2 separate regions of the Homo sapiens genome follow, and region 2 is linked to region 1. The links are chromatin contacts, found by Hi-C or POLR2A ChIA-PET in ENCODE. All regions are on one chromosome and are shown on one strand. Each heading gives the region's core, a stretch centred on a gene start or an enhancer-like site at or near the end of the contact. The rest is flanking DNA. Distances are from core to core; before and after follow the strand shown.

Evidence for each region. A loop is a pair of places that touch in the nucleus more often than their neighbours do. ChIA-PET counts read pairs that join two places held with the same protein, here RNA polymerase II (POLR2A). Pooled maps may share reads with other maps.
Region 2: a loop to region 1 is called in a pooled map, with 4 times the contacts of the local background. The contact joins the enhancer-like site here to the promoter of PARP11 in region 1. A Hi-C loop is called at or near these places in 1 of 37 single-sample maps with no recorded cell type and 3 of 50 pooled maps. POLR2A ChIA-PET finds 5 or more read pairs at or near these places in 1 of 52 experiments (MCF 10A).

The regions. Positions count from the first base shown.
Region 1 is chr12:3,870,242-3,876,684 of GRCh38, forward strand. It overlaps PARP11 (poly(ADP-ribose) polymerase family member 11), which reads right to left and starts at 3,158. Exons shown (of 8, transcript NM_020367.6): 1 at 2,971-3,158. The coding sequence starts at 2,988. PARP11-AS1 (PARP11 antisense RNA 1) reads left to right here. Exons shown (of 2, transcript NR_183432.1): 1 at 1-1,715. RefSeq lists a silencer at 2,826-2,935 and enhancers at 3,607-4,127, 4,128-4,647.
Region 2 is chr12:6,321,190-6,327,632 of GRCh38, forward strand. It overlaps PLEKHG6 (pleckstrin homology and RhoGEF domain containing G6), which reads left to right. Exons shown (of 16, transcript NM_001384598.1): 14 at 5,239-5,384; 15 at 6,065-6,443. Among named protein-coding and RNA genes, the nearest start is that of PLEKHG6, 14 kb to the left of the region's middle. RefSeq lists enhancers at 1,743-2,284, 2,173-2,242, 2,293-2,382, 2,826-3,367, 3,368-3,907. Within about 2 kb of position 2,247, at least 30 of the 41 ENCODE cell types and tissues checked have a DNase peak (open chromatin) inside an H3K27ac peak, as active enhancers do.

The DNA.
Region 1 (6,443 bases), core at 1,908-4,407:
ATCATTCATATGCTTATAGGAAGAAAAACTATTAGTAGTAATAAAATACAGTAGCAGTAAGACAAATATGTCTTATTTGGGTGGCAAAAGAAGAATGTGAGATGATCTGTGGAGGATTCCCCACTTTTAACAAAAGTCAGCCTGCTCTGCTGAAATTAGCAAAATCACACAGGTGATTTCAAAGAAAACCCATTGCTTACAAAGAAATGAGATAATGATATAACAAATCAAGTATATAAGACATTCATTAATGCCTTTATAATTCTCACAAACACACAAATAATCCAACAGCAAATTCTGATGTATGTGTGACGCAGGAGGGAAAATTCATAGTAGGAGCAAAGAATTATCTTTAGTCCTTGCTGGTACAACCACCATCATGAATTCAACAAATATTTATTGAGTGCCTACTATGTGTCAGGTTCTGTTCTCTAGTTGAAGATACTATAGGAAAAATAACAGAGAAAAACCCCTGTCCTTGTGGATCTTACAATATAGTGAAAGATTTAAAACCTTGAGTAAGACATATACTTGGGTGGCTAAAGGGTTTGTTATGGAAAAATTAAGAAGGACTGATAACAAAAAGGGAATAATAGCTACATAAAGATATAAATACAAAATGAAGGTTGTTGATGACAGATAGTGAAACTGAATATATAAGCAGAGAGCACATTCTCATTATTCTAAATTATTTTTGCTAAAATCAAATACAAGTAATTACTTTCCTCTAATGCAGCTTGAAGAGAGTATTATACGTATGAATCGAAAATACTAAGATGATGACTATTGTTATATGATGCACAAGAAGGAACCATAATGTGCAACTACCAAATCCAGACCAACAGACTAGTTTCTACTGGATAAAAACTTAACTTAAAAACATAGGGAAATGTACTGATAAACTTTCTAACTTATCTGGAAATATATTCCAGAAATGAGAGGGGAAGAATACTGATTATAGGAAATTATTGCAAATATGGAAATTAGGGGTTATTAAAGTAAATTTATGCAGTTATCTCAGCATAGGAGTAGTTTCTTATGTTTCATACACAATTATGCATTGCATAAAAGCTTTCAGTCAACCATGGATCGCATATACAAGTGGTCCCAAAGATTGTTAACACTTTATTTTACTGTATCTTTTCTATGTTTAGATACATAAATACTTTCCATTGTGTTACGAATGCCTACAGTATTCAGTACAATACTATGCTGTACAGATTTCTAGGTTAAGAGCAATAGGCTATTCCATATAGCCTTAGGTGTGTAGCAGGCTTATGAAAGTACACTCTATGACGTTGGCACAATGAAAAAAATCACCCAGCAATGAACTTCTCAGAACATATCCCCATTGTTAGGAGGCGCACGACTGTATTTAGTCCAACAACTTGCTGAAATGTGATTCTACCATTTTTCCAGTCAACTCCTAAGTTTTAAATACCATACATCTGCCACCTTACCAGGCAGTTTCAACCATAACAACAGAAGAATACTCTTGGCAAATAGATCCCACTCTCTGAGGGTTGTGTTGGGGCTCAGAAAATACTACCCCGAAGTATGACACTTTGGCATGCTGAATACTTTGAACTAAAAGAGATTGGAAGGCCTCAGAAGCAGCCTCGGAAGCAGTCTCTCCCTCTGATCTCCTGCCCTTCTGTCTCCTGCCCATCTTTCGTCCCAGAAGTGAGTCACAGAAACCAGAATTCTTCCCCAAGGTGAGTGATAGAAACTAGGATCCCTCTCCTACAAAGCAAGCCATAAAAACTGGAACTATTAAGCTTTCCCTGCCATTGTCTATAGGAACTGGCCATAAAGAAATTCTCTAATCTACCTTGCCTGATAGTAGGTCGCTAAGACCCTCATTCCAGAAGGGACCTTCCTCCTCCGTAGGAGGAAGAAATGATACACAGAGAGGCCAAGAAGAATCTGAACAAACAGACCTTGCTGGGCTTCCTTCCTCAGTTTATTAACATTAGAGTATATCCTTTGTCCAGTCACATTTTTACACAGTTGTCTATTCTTCATGGGTCCTACGCATAAAAATAGAGATCTCCCTGGTCTCTGAAGTGCCTGGTGGTGTAAAACTTTGATTAGATTTGCTCTGCTTTTACCTTGTTAACCTATCTTCTGTTTTAAGGAGTGGTGGCTGTGATCCTTACAATGGGTGGTGAGGAAAGGTACTAAAGTTTTCGGCCCCTACGTTGCACTTTAAATAAATAAATGTATAAAAGCAAAGTAGACAAAGACACATGAAGTCATAATGAAAATACCAGAGTCAGCCAAGGAAGAAGGCAGACTTGCAGTTGAAATGCTCCAGATCACTTTGTCCACCGAACGAAAACATCTAAGAACATACAGTCCATACTCCAAGTTTTAAACGACTGTCCACCAAGAAGGGAAAAGGAGAACTGATGGCTCCTCTTAGGCCCATTCAAGACAAGGGGGTCCCAATTCCCTTGCTTTAGACTGGTGGGACTGGCAGGTAAACCTGAGGCAAATGACTGACTACAGGTTCCAAGGCCAGTTACTCCAATTAGAAAGCAAAACACAAAGTTTCAAAAAACAGTGAAGGCAGTCGGGAGGCTGAGGCACGACAATCGCTTTAACCCGGGAGACGGAGGTTGCGGTGGGCCGAGATCACGCCACTGCACTCCAGCCTGGACAACAGTGCGAGACTCCGTCTCAAAAACAACAACAACAACAAATGGTGAAGGGATGAGGCTGAAACATCACGGGAAGTAAAATAAATAATTGTAACAAGAAAACAATAAAGCATTGGAGAATCCACCCAGGCACTTCCACTGCTTAAAAAGGTACAGACTACAGAAGCCAAAAGGCCCGGGAACTCCGGTCCCGGAACTCAACACCCAGACTGAAGCGAGCGCGGGGAAGCAGTTCCGGTGACCCCCTCCCGCCCCTCTCTCATCAACCCCGCCCCCTGGGCCCGCCCCGTCCCGCCCGGCTACTCACTGGATTCGCTTCCCACATAACGGTGACAAAATCGAGCGGAGAGAGCCTGTGGGAAGGGGCTAGCCGCGGGGCCTGGGTGTTGGATTTTTTTTTTTCCCGCGGGTCCCCGGGAGCGAAGGGACGGAGATGCAACCTTTACGAAGGCCTTCCTCCTCCCCCTCCCTGTCACAAGCCAGCGTTTACAGACCACCCAACCTCCCGACTTCCGCCCGACGTTGGCCAGTCAGATCTGTCTCCGCCCCACTCCTACAAGCTCGCCCCGCCCCTGCACGCTTATCCATACGCGCGCGGGCGGTCGTCCTGGGCGGGGCTTGCGAGTCTGTGTCTGACGAAGGAGTTTAAAGGGTTTCTGGTCCAACTGTATCACCCAGTGATCTTAAAGCCACGGCTGGCTGTATTTCTTTCCTATGAAACAAATTTTTATTGATCACCGTGTAACGACCAAGAGTCACACAGGCCTGGCAATGGCATTTGGGAGAAACTTCATAATCTTTCAATATCTTCATCCTCAAAATGGAGATGGTAGTAATATCTCCCTATGAGTGAGATTATTGAAAGCATTTAGCACAGTATTTGGCACACAGAGTTCAATAAGTGACGGTTATTTGCTCACAAGGGAACCTTTACATACTATCCCTGCCCTCAAGATTTTATAATCTAGAAAAGAAAGCAAAAAGTAGTTTAGAAAAGTTAAAAAGTGCAATATGATTTATAGGTAATATGGTGAATAGAGAGTGCTATGCGAGCATATTTACCTAGAGTAGAGTGTCAGGAAAGCTCCCTCAAGATGTTTAAAACCATGAGGATGTATTCCTACTGATGTAAAGAGAGCTAACAGAGTGAAATAATCTTCCATGCAACAAAGGATCTACCCCATAGGAAATGAAAATTAAACAGCTCATTATAGATCCTTCTGGACTTTTCTATGCCTCTACACATTGAAAAAAATGTAATCAAAGAATACCTATAGATTTAGAACCTGATTTTTTTTTCACTTTAAAGATTATGTGGCTATCCTTCCATTCCATTAAGTTTAAATCTGTTTCATCATTTTATTTATTTATTTAGGCAGAACCTCGCTCTGTCGCCCAGGCTGGAGCGCAGTGGCGCCATTTTGGCTCACTGCAACCTCCGCCTCCCGAGTTCAAGCGATTCCCGTGCCTCAGGCTCCTGAGTAGCTGGGATTACAGATGTGCGCCACCACGTCCCGCGAATTTTTGTATTTTTAGTAGAGACAGGTTTTCGCCATGTTGGCCAGGCCAGTCTCGAACTCCTGACCCCAGGTGATCCACCTGCCTTGGCCTCCCAAAGTGCTGGGATTACAGGTGTGAGCCATCTTGCACCCGGCCATATTTTAAAGTAGACTCATGGCATTCCATAACTTATGCGTATACTACGTACACACAAATAGACACACACATTTGAAATAATCTACTGAATAGACGTTTGAGTGGTTTTCTATTTTTCACTATCCCAAAAAAATCCTTCAACAGGCATTTCTTCACATTTGTCCATTTACTTCTTGGAATTAATTCCTGGAAATAAAATAGTTTACTAAGAGATTATTTTTGCCAAATGGTTGACCAGTTGCCCCCATGTCATTTAGTGAATATTCTTTCCTCACTACTTTGAAGTGCCACTGTTAATTACAACCTAAATTTGCATATACATATACATAGGTATACATACACGTATATATCTGTTTCTGAACATTCTCCTCTATTAATTATCTGCTTATTCCTAAAATATGCCACAGTTATAATCATTACATATTTAATATATTTGCCTTTTCATAAAGGAACCTCTCCTAATTCTCTTCTTTTTCAAAATTTTCAATATCATGGGTCTTTCCATTCAGAAATACTTGTTTTCTGTATCTTTAGATGCATTAACAATTTTTTTTCAGATCTGCATCAGCATCTGTAAAAAAAAAAAAAAAATCACATAGGTTTGCATAATCCTTGGGAAGTTTGTTCCTAGATATTTTATAGTTTTTTTGTAAGTGAGATATTTCTTATTGCTGTAATTTAGGAAAGCTATTGACTTTTGTTTATTTACCTTGTATCCTACCACACTATGAAAAAATGTCTTGTTAGTTCTAATAGCTTGACAGCTCATCTCTATGAATTTGTACACAGACAATCATTATCACCTGCAAATAATGCGTTTCTTTCTTCCTATTGCATTGGTCAAAACATCAGAAAAATGTTTAAGACTACAGGACAAGATAATGGATATCCAGCTTTAATGCAGTAAGGCAAGCATGTGCCCATTTGGTGCTAGTGCTAGTTGGTATTCTTTTTTTTTTTTTTTGAGCTGGAGTCTCGCTGTGTCGCCCAGGCTGGAATACAGTGGCACAATCTGGACTTACTGCCACCTCTGCCTCCTGGGTTCCAGCAATTCTCCTGCCTCAGCCTCCCGGGTAGCTGGGACTACAGGCACATGCCATCATGCCTGGCTAATTTTGTATTTTTAGAAGAGATGGAGTTTCACCATGTTGGCCAGGTTGGTCTCGAACTCCTGACCTCAGGTGATCCACCCGCCTCAGCCTCCCAAAGTGCTGGGATTACAGACGTGAGCCACTGCGCCTGCTAGTTGGTGTTCTGAAAATACACTATCATCTTTAAAGAAATTTTCTTCTATCCTGTTTTACTACATGCTGTTAAATCAGGAAAGAGTGCAAAATTTTACCAACTGTCTCTTAGCCTCTATCACTATATTTGTTTTTTACTCTGACTCTTTTATATAATGAATTATGCTCATTGATTTCCTAGTGTTCAACACATTCTTACATTTCTGAAATAAACTCTGCTTTGTCATGTTCTATTATTTTTTGATCAAATGAAAGCCATGCTGGGTTTGATTTGTTAATCTTTTATTTAGGATTAAAATGTATTTATAATTAATAAAATTGGTCCATTGTTACTGATTTTTGTGCTTGTCTGTAACAAGTTTTGGTATCAGAGTAATGCTAGCCTTGAAGAATGAACAGTAGCAGTTTAAGTAATTTAGGAACTAGCTCTTCCTTGAAGTTGGAAGCGAATTTTTACAAAGCAGGTTTAACTAGAAAGGTTAGAGCCAGGTCCTCAATCTTTTGTGAGGCTGGAGCTATACTTTGTTTTCTTGAAGATGTGGAGTTGCCTGAGCTGGTGGTAGGAGAGTGGGATGGAGAGAACACAACTGGTTTGAGTACATATTGAGTGAACAATTCCTTAAAATATACTGCTCTATACCTAAGTAACATGAAGGGAAGTGAAAACGGCTATACGAATTTTAGTGATTTTTTTGCTTATTTTTACTGCTTTAGGACCACTGAGTTAAACAGCAAGTATTGGAAGCGTCCTTAATGATTATTTAGCACACACAAAGTATTTAAACTTTTTTTAAATAAATGGCCACTATTTTAAAACTGGGAAATTTCAAATTTAATAATATGGGCCTCCAGTTTTGCTTTCACACTGTATTCCCATATG
Region 2 (6,443 bases), core at 997-3,496, 2.5 Mb after region 1:
TTTGCATCTTTTTGTGGAGACAGGGTCTTTCCATGTTGTCCAGGCTGGTCTTGAACTCCTGAGCTTAAGCAATCTGCATATCTCGGCCTCCCAAAGTGCTGAGATTACAGGCGTGAGCCACCGTGCATAGCCCTGCCATGAATTCTTGAGCAAGGGTGAAATCAGTGTGTTTCCTCTTGAATTAGGTTTTCAGGAAATCAGGTAGCAGTGTGCTGGGTGGGCTGGAGGAGGGAGAAATTGGTGACAGGAGGTTTATTGTACTAGTTTGGGTGTGAAACATGGAAGGTTTAGTGCCACAGCCTTAGGGAGACATTGCAAAAAGGGACAAAAAACAAAGGAGAAGAAAGGACCTAAAGAAGAGGGAAGAGGCCGGGCGCGGTGGCTCACGCCTGTAATCCCAGCACTTTGGGAGGCCGAGGCGGGCCGATCACGAGGTCAGGAGATTGAGACCACGGTGAAACCCCATCTCTACTAAAAAAGACAAAAAATTAGCCGGGCGCGGTGGCGGGCACCTGTAGTCCCAGCTACTCGGGAGGCTGAGGCAGGAGAATGGCGTGAACCCGGGAGGCGGAGCTTGCAGTGAGCCGAGATCGCGCCACTGCACTCCAGCCTGGGCGACAGAGCGAGACTCTGTCTTAAAAAAAAAAAAAAAAGAAGAGGGAAGAGAAGGGGGAGCCTTAGGGATACTTTGGTTAAAGTCTATACTGAATTCAGAAAAATCCAGGTTCAGACACCGGTCCTACCAGGTCCTAGCCATGTGACCTTGGGTAAGTTATATGACCTCCCTCAACTTCAATTTCGTCATCTGCAAAACAGATATACACAATGACTACCTGCTTCCTAGGGAGATTCAAAGCTGTCATTCGGCTTAGGCACACAGCCTGGGGCCAGCACTGGGCACAGGCTCAGGAACTCCAGATACCCAGCGGCAAAGAGCACAGTTGGCCTCCCGAAGCTTCAGTTTGGAACACTGCATTGGCAATGGGACCCCAGACAGAAATGCAGTCATTAGAAAGGGAAAGGGAAATGTGTTTGTTTAGTTATTGCTTCCTCAGTGAGGTGGCTTTACTGTAGGAATATTTAAACAGCAGCGCTTTGAAATTGAGGCAGCCAAGATATAACCTAGTGGAGATATCTTAGGGGCTTTGGGAACAAAAGAAACAGAAACAAAGACCTGGAATTCAAGTGAAAGAGGAGGACAAAAAACACACCCCAAGGGGAGGCAGGTGGGTTTTGTGATGACAGTGGTCTCCCATCTGCCCTGTCCCCTGCTTCCGGCTCGGTTCACTGTCCCCTCTGCATGGCAGGGACTTCTCTCCACCACTTCCACCTAAGCCTAAACACACTTTCCACTAGGCTGGACTGACTGGCAAGTGACATCATTCTGGTGGTTAATCAAATTTTCTTGGCCAGGCGTAGTGGCTCACCTCCTCTAATCCCAGCACTTTGAGAGGCTGAGGCAGGCAGATGGCTTGAGACCAGAAGTTCAAGACCCAGCCTGGCCAACATGGCAAAACCCCATCTTTACAAAAAATACAAAAATTAGCTGGGCCTGGTGGCGCATGCCTGTAGTCCCAGCTACTCGGGAGGCTGAGGTGGGAGGATCACTTGAACCCGGGAGATAGAGCCTGCGGTGAGCTATGTTCCCACCACTGCACTACAACCCAGACAACAGGGTGAGACCTTGTCTAAAAAAAAAAAAAGTTAAATAAAACATTTTCCTGAAGGCTAGAGGCTCAAGGGGGAGCCCAGGGACAAAAGCGCAAGCTAGTGGCATCGGTGTCCCTAGAGCCCCAACTCCCCAGGATAGCCAGTGGGGCTGGCAGTGAATGGCAGGCTGCCTTTTTTCCTTCGGAACTGCCACCTCCACCTTCAGAACTTTCTCCTCTTTTTTTTGGTTTTTAGTCACAGAACAACAGCCAGACTCTCACCTTCTCCCTTTCAGAATCCCAAGAGCTACTGAAAATTACGGGTATTTTACTATGCAAAACAACTCAGTCCCCTGGTAGTCTCACTCCAGGCTAACAGGAAAGATCTGTCAAGATCTATAACCAAGATATGCACCAAGGCTCCCTGGCCTTCCTTAGCAAAACAAAGAAAACTGAAACTTTGAAATGACTTTTCCTGCTATTGTCTCACACCAGATTATTAGGGAATCCTCTCTAGAGCCATCAGTCTTTATACACTGAAGAGGGCAGTAGAAACTCTGTTGGTCCCTTTCATAGAGCAATCCCCAGGGGGCAGACTATTGTTTTCTCACCCTGGCAGAAACGTTGACTTGCAGATTTATTCCTAGCGGGTCTAGCTGTGATGACTCACACTTTTAGAGAAAGTAAGCTTCTCCAGGGAGAAGAGACTGAATCTTGGGGAATGCCCAGGGACTGAGAAGAGGAAAAGGAACAGAGACAGGAACAGAAAGAGCCGTCAGAGATGGCGACCAAGAAATTAAAGCAGGGAGACTGAAGGAGGCAGCCGAGGCTAAGAGCCAGGGTCTGAAGGAGAGGCCCGAGCAGCTGTCAGGGAGTTACTTCACCTCTTGGGGAGTTGCAGTGCACGCAGGACAGACAGTCCGCAAGTGGCCAGGCACAAGGCCCAGCACTGTATGGGCACTCCATAAATGTTTGCCGTTGTCATCATTAGAAGAAAGGGGTGGTCTTTGGGGCCTGGGTAGGGCCTGCTGCTGACTGGGGAAACGCATCCGCATCTGTTGCTCAGGAAGTCAGTGGGCACGTTTCAGAGTTCGGTTTTAGTCCGGCACTGGGGAGTTCTGGGAGGAGAGTGGGTGAATCTAGGAGCCACCCCAGAGACAGCAGGGAAAGGAGGCATTTCCTCTCCATGGGTACAAAGGAAGAAGAATCCTGCTAGGGGCCCTCCCTTCCTCTTCTCAGTTTTGTAGGGGGGTCACATTCTGGCTTAAGCGCCAATTTCCTTTTCCTTTCCCGTCCCCTCTGCCCCCATGTGTCTCTCCTCTTAACCAAGCCGAGAAAATTCTCCCAGGGTTGCTGGAGAGGCTTTGGGCTCGCTGGGAGGCACCTCCAAGAGCCCCATCCCGCCCATTCCCCCGACCCCCTACCCCGTACTCGGGGCTCCCCCTCGCCCCCCTCCCCCCCCCGCCGCCTCCTCCAGCCTCTTCCTGGGGTCGGGCAAGGGGCAAGTTTAGCAGAGATGATGGCATTGAACGTCCCTTACAGAAACCCTGCTTCCTTCCAGTTCTTCTTTCCCGTAACATCCCTTCCTTGGCACCCGAAACACAAACCTGAATTTGGGTCCTGTGGGGCAAAAGGGCACCCCAGCAGGACAAGCAGATCGGCCCAGCGCCTCCACCCTCTCTTTTCTCACTTCTTCCCTCCCTTCACATGGAGTTGGGAGATGAGGCCTGGGAAAGAGGGAGTCCTGCCCCAGGTCCCGGCCCTGGCAGGTTTCCTACCCCCAGGTACCCTCCCCTGCTCCGGCCAACAGACCACATCTTATGAGAATGCTGTCAGCCTTGGGAATAAGTGACTGGAGAGCCAGAAAAAGCAGAATGGGAACTATAAGCCTGGTGTCATTTTCCTATCCCTGTTCATCCATTTCGTCTCTTGTCCTGACCCAGCTGCTCCCCGGGTTTCTTGAGAGGCTTTGGGAAAGTCCAGGTGCCCAGGAGTTGCTGGCTCATATACTTCAAGCTGGGGAGATAGTGGAAATATTTAACAATTAGTATAGCATGGGCATCAACCAATCAGAAAGGAGCGCTGCACTAGAGGTCCTCTGCTGTGCCAGAGGTTATCTCCCTTAGTTGCTAGATCATGGGGATGGGGGAAGTGGTTGAGGCCCAGGCAGCAGCCATTCCCTTACCAGCATGGAAGACTTCAATATTTTAACAAGGATATGGCCATACCAGCAAGTCCTGATATCAGTGCTGCCCACAGCAGCCACCAGTACCTCCCTTTTGCCAAGGCTTGCCTCCGCCTCCAACCTCAGCTCTGCCACCTTCTCTTCCCTCTCCCTCCCCCTCCCCCTCCCCAAGCCAACAACCGACCTTCTGTAACTCTTTACCCTTCAAGGCTGTCCTTGAAAGTGTTGCAGTGACTGAACTAGGACTCAAAGAGCAAGGCCCTGTCCCAGCTCTGCTTCTCCATACCTGTGGCACCTTGAGCAAGTCACTTCACCTCTCTAGGTCTAGGTTTCTTGTCTGTAAAATGGGCTAACATTCATGTTCTCCACACCACAGGGCAATGATGTGTATCAAATGACCACATGTGCAAAAGTGCTTTGAAAATTTTTTCTCAGGTGGCGCTATTTCCTTTTGATGGTACCTGTATGAAATCGCTGAGGGAGGGAGAAGGCAGATAATATAATGCGTCCTCTCCTCAGCCTTCTAGGAACTTTCCTCCCTCTGAAGGACAGCAGAGTCCTCAGCCTGGGACAAAGCCCACCTCTGCCCACGTTCTGCCCTCCTGCTCCTCCCAGCTTCAGGGCAGAGGCCCAGGTGGTAGGAGAGGGATGCTCTTGAAGGAGCAACCAGTACCAATTCAGAACACTTATTCTACCATCACCACCAACCAGGGAGGGCTTCCTGAAGGAGGGGGAAGACCTGATAACAGGTCTGCCAATGGGACATGAGAAGCAGGAAGACCTGTACAGGTAGGAAAAGGGCCATTCTGTTCACCCCACTCACCCCCAACACTAGCTCCAGAGTTTGGTGCCACCAAATCCCGGCACCACCCCACTTTCTTATGGTAAGAAGTACCCCCTCAGACAGTTACTTAACCTTAGAGTCTCCATGTCTCAGTAGTAAGGTGGGGTAAAAATATCTGGTTCATGGGGTTTTTGTAAAGATTAAATAAGGTAATGTAGGCCGGGCACGGTGGCTTACACGTCTAATTCCAGCACTTTGGGAGGCCAAGGGGGGTGGATCACAAGGTCAGGAGTTTGAGACCAGCCTGGCCAAGATGGTGAAACCCCATCTCTACTAAAAATACAAAAATTAGCCGGGCACGTTGGCGGGCGCCTGTAATCCCAGCTACTAAGGAGGCTGAGGCAGGAGAATCGCTTGAACCCAGGAGGTGGAGGTTGCAGTGAGCCAAGATTGTGGCACTGCACTCTAGTCTGGGTGACAGAGCAAGACTCAGTCTCAAAAAATAATAATAATAATAAAATAAAATAAGGTAATATATGTAACGCACTTAGCAGGGTGCCTGGCAAACAGCAAGTGCTCAATAAATGAGAGCTCTTAATAACGAAAGTGTCCTGTCCCAGGCCGCCCTACAGAAGCTGAAGGCAGAGGAGTATGTTCAACAGAAGAGGGAGCTCCTGACCCTCTATCGGGACCAGGACAGGGAGTCCCCCAGCACCAGGCCCTCCACGCCTTCCCTGGAGGGCTCTCAGAGCAGCGCAGAGGGGAGGTAAGGCTCACACGGACTACAAGGTCTCCCCGAGCAGGAGGAGGGAGCCATAAGGCTGAGAAATGGCATTACTGCACATTTTTGGTGGAATTGGGAATAGATAGAGGAACGCAGGCGTAGGGCAGGGTAGGGAAGCTCGGTACCAGCTGTGTTGGGTCGGAAGGTTGGTACCAGCCGTGTTGGGTTGGAGGTGGGGGATAGGGCACAGACAGCCTACAGAGTTAGCCTGCCTAGAGTCACACAGGAGCACTGTGAGAGGAGCAAGCTCGAGAGTGAAGGTAGGTGTGGATCTGCAGAATATTAGAGCTGCCAAATCCCCGGGGAGTGTGAGGTTCGTCTAGGATAGCACCACTGCTTGGCAGCAGCTTAAGGAGAAAAGAAGAATCGATCATTGAGGATAATATCAGGTAAGTTCAGGAACCACTCAGCAAAAACCTGACTACCCACTCGATACAAGATCCTGGACCAGATGCTATGGATAAAACAGTATAGAGGCAGCCCGTACTCTCTTAGGAGCTTAAAATCTAGCCAGCCAGATGAGAAAAACAATCACAGTGCGATGGAAAGATGATACCAAAATAAGTTTGGAGGAGGGGCCATTTCTGGATGTAGTGATCAAGGGAAACTCCCTGGACTTGAACTTGACCCCTACGCATCTGACTCTTTGCCATTAACTGTAGGACTCCTGAGTTCTCGACCATTATCCCCCACCTGGTGGTGACAGAAGACACAGATGAAGATGCTCCCCTTGTGCCAGATGATACCTCAGACTCTGGCTACGGCACTTTGATCCCAGGCACCCCCACGGGGTCCCGCTCCCCACTGAGCCGTCTACGCCAAAGAGCCCTTCGGCGGGACCCTCGCCTCACCTTCTCCACCCTGGAACTCCGGGACATCCCTCTGCGTCCCCACCCTCCCGACCCCCAAGCTCCTCAACGCCGAAGCGCCCCCGAACTGCCGGAAGGAATCCTAAAAGGAGGCAGTCTTCCCCAGGAAGACCCACCAACCTGGTCTGAGGAAGAAGATGGGGCCTCCGAGCGAGGGAATGTGGTGGTGGAA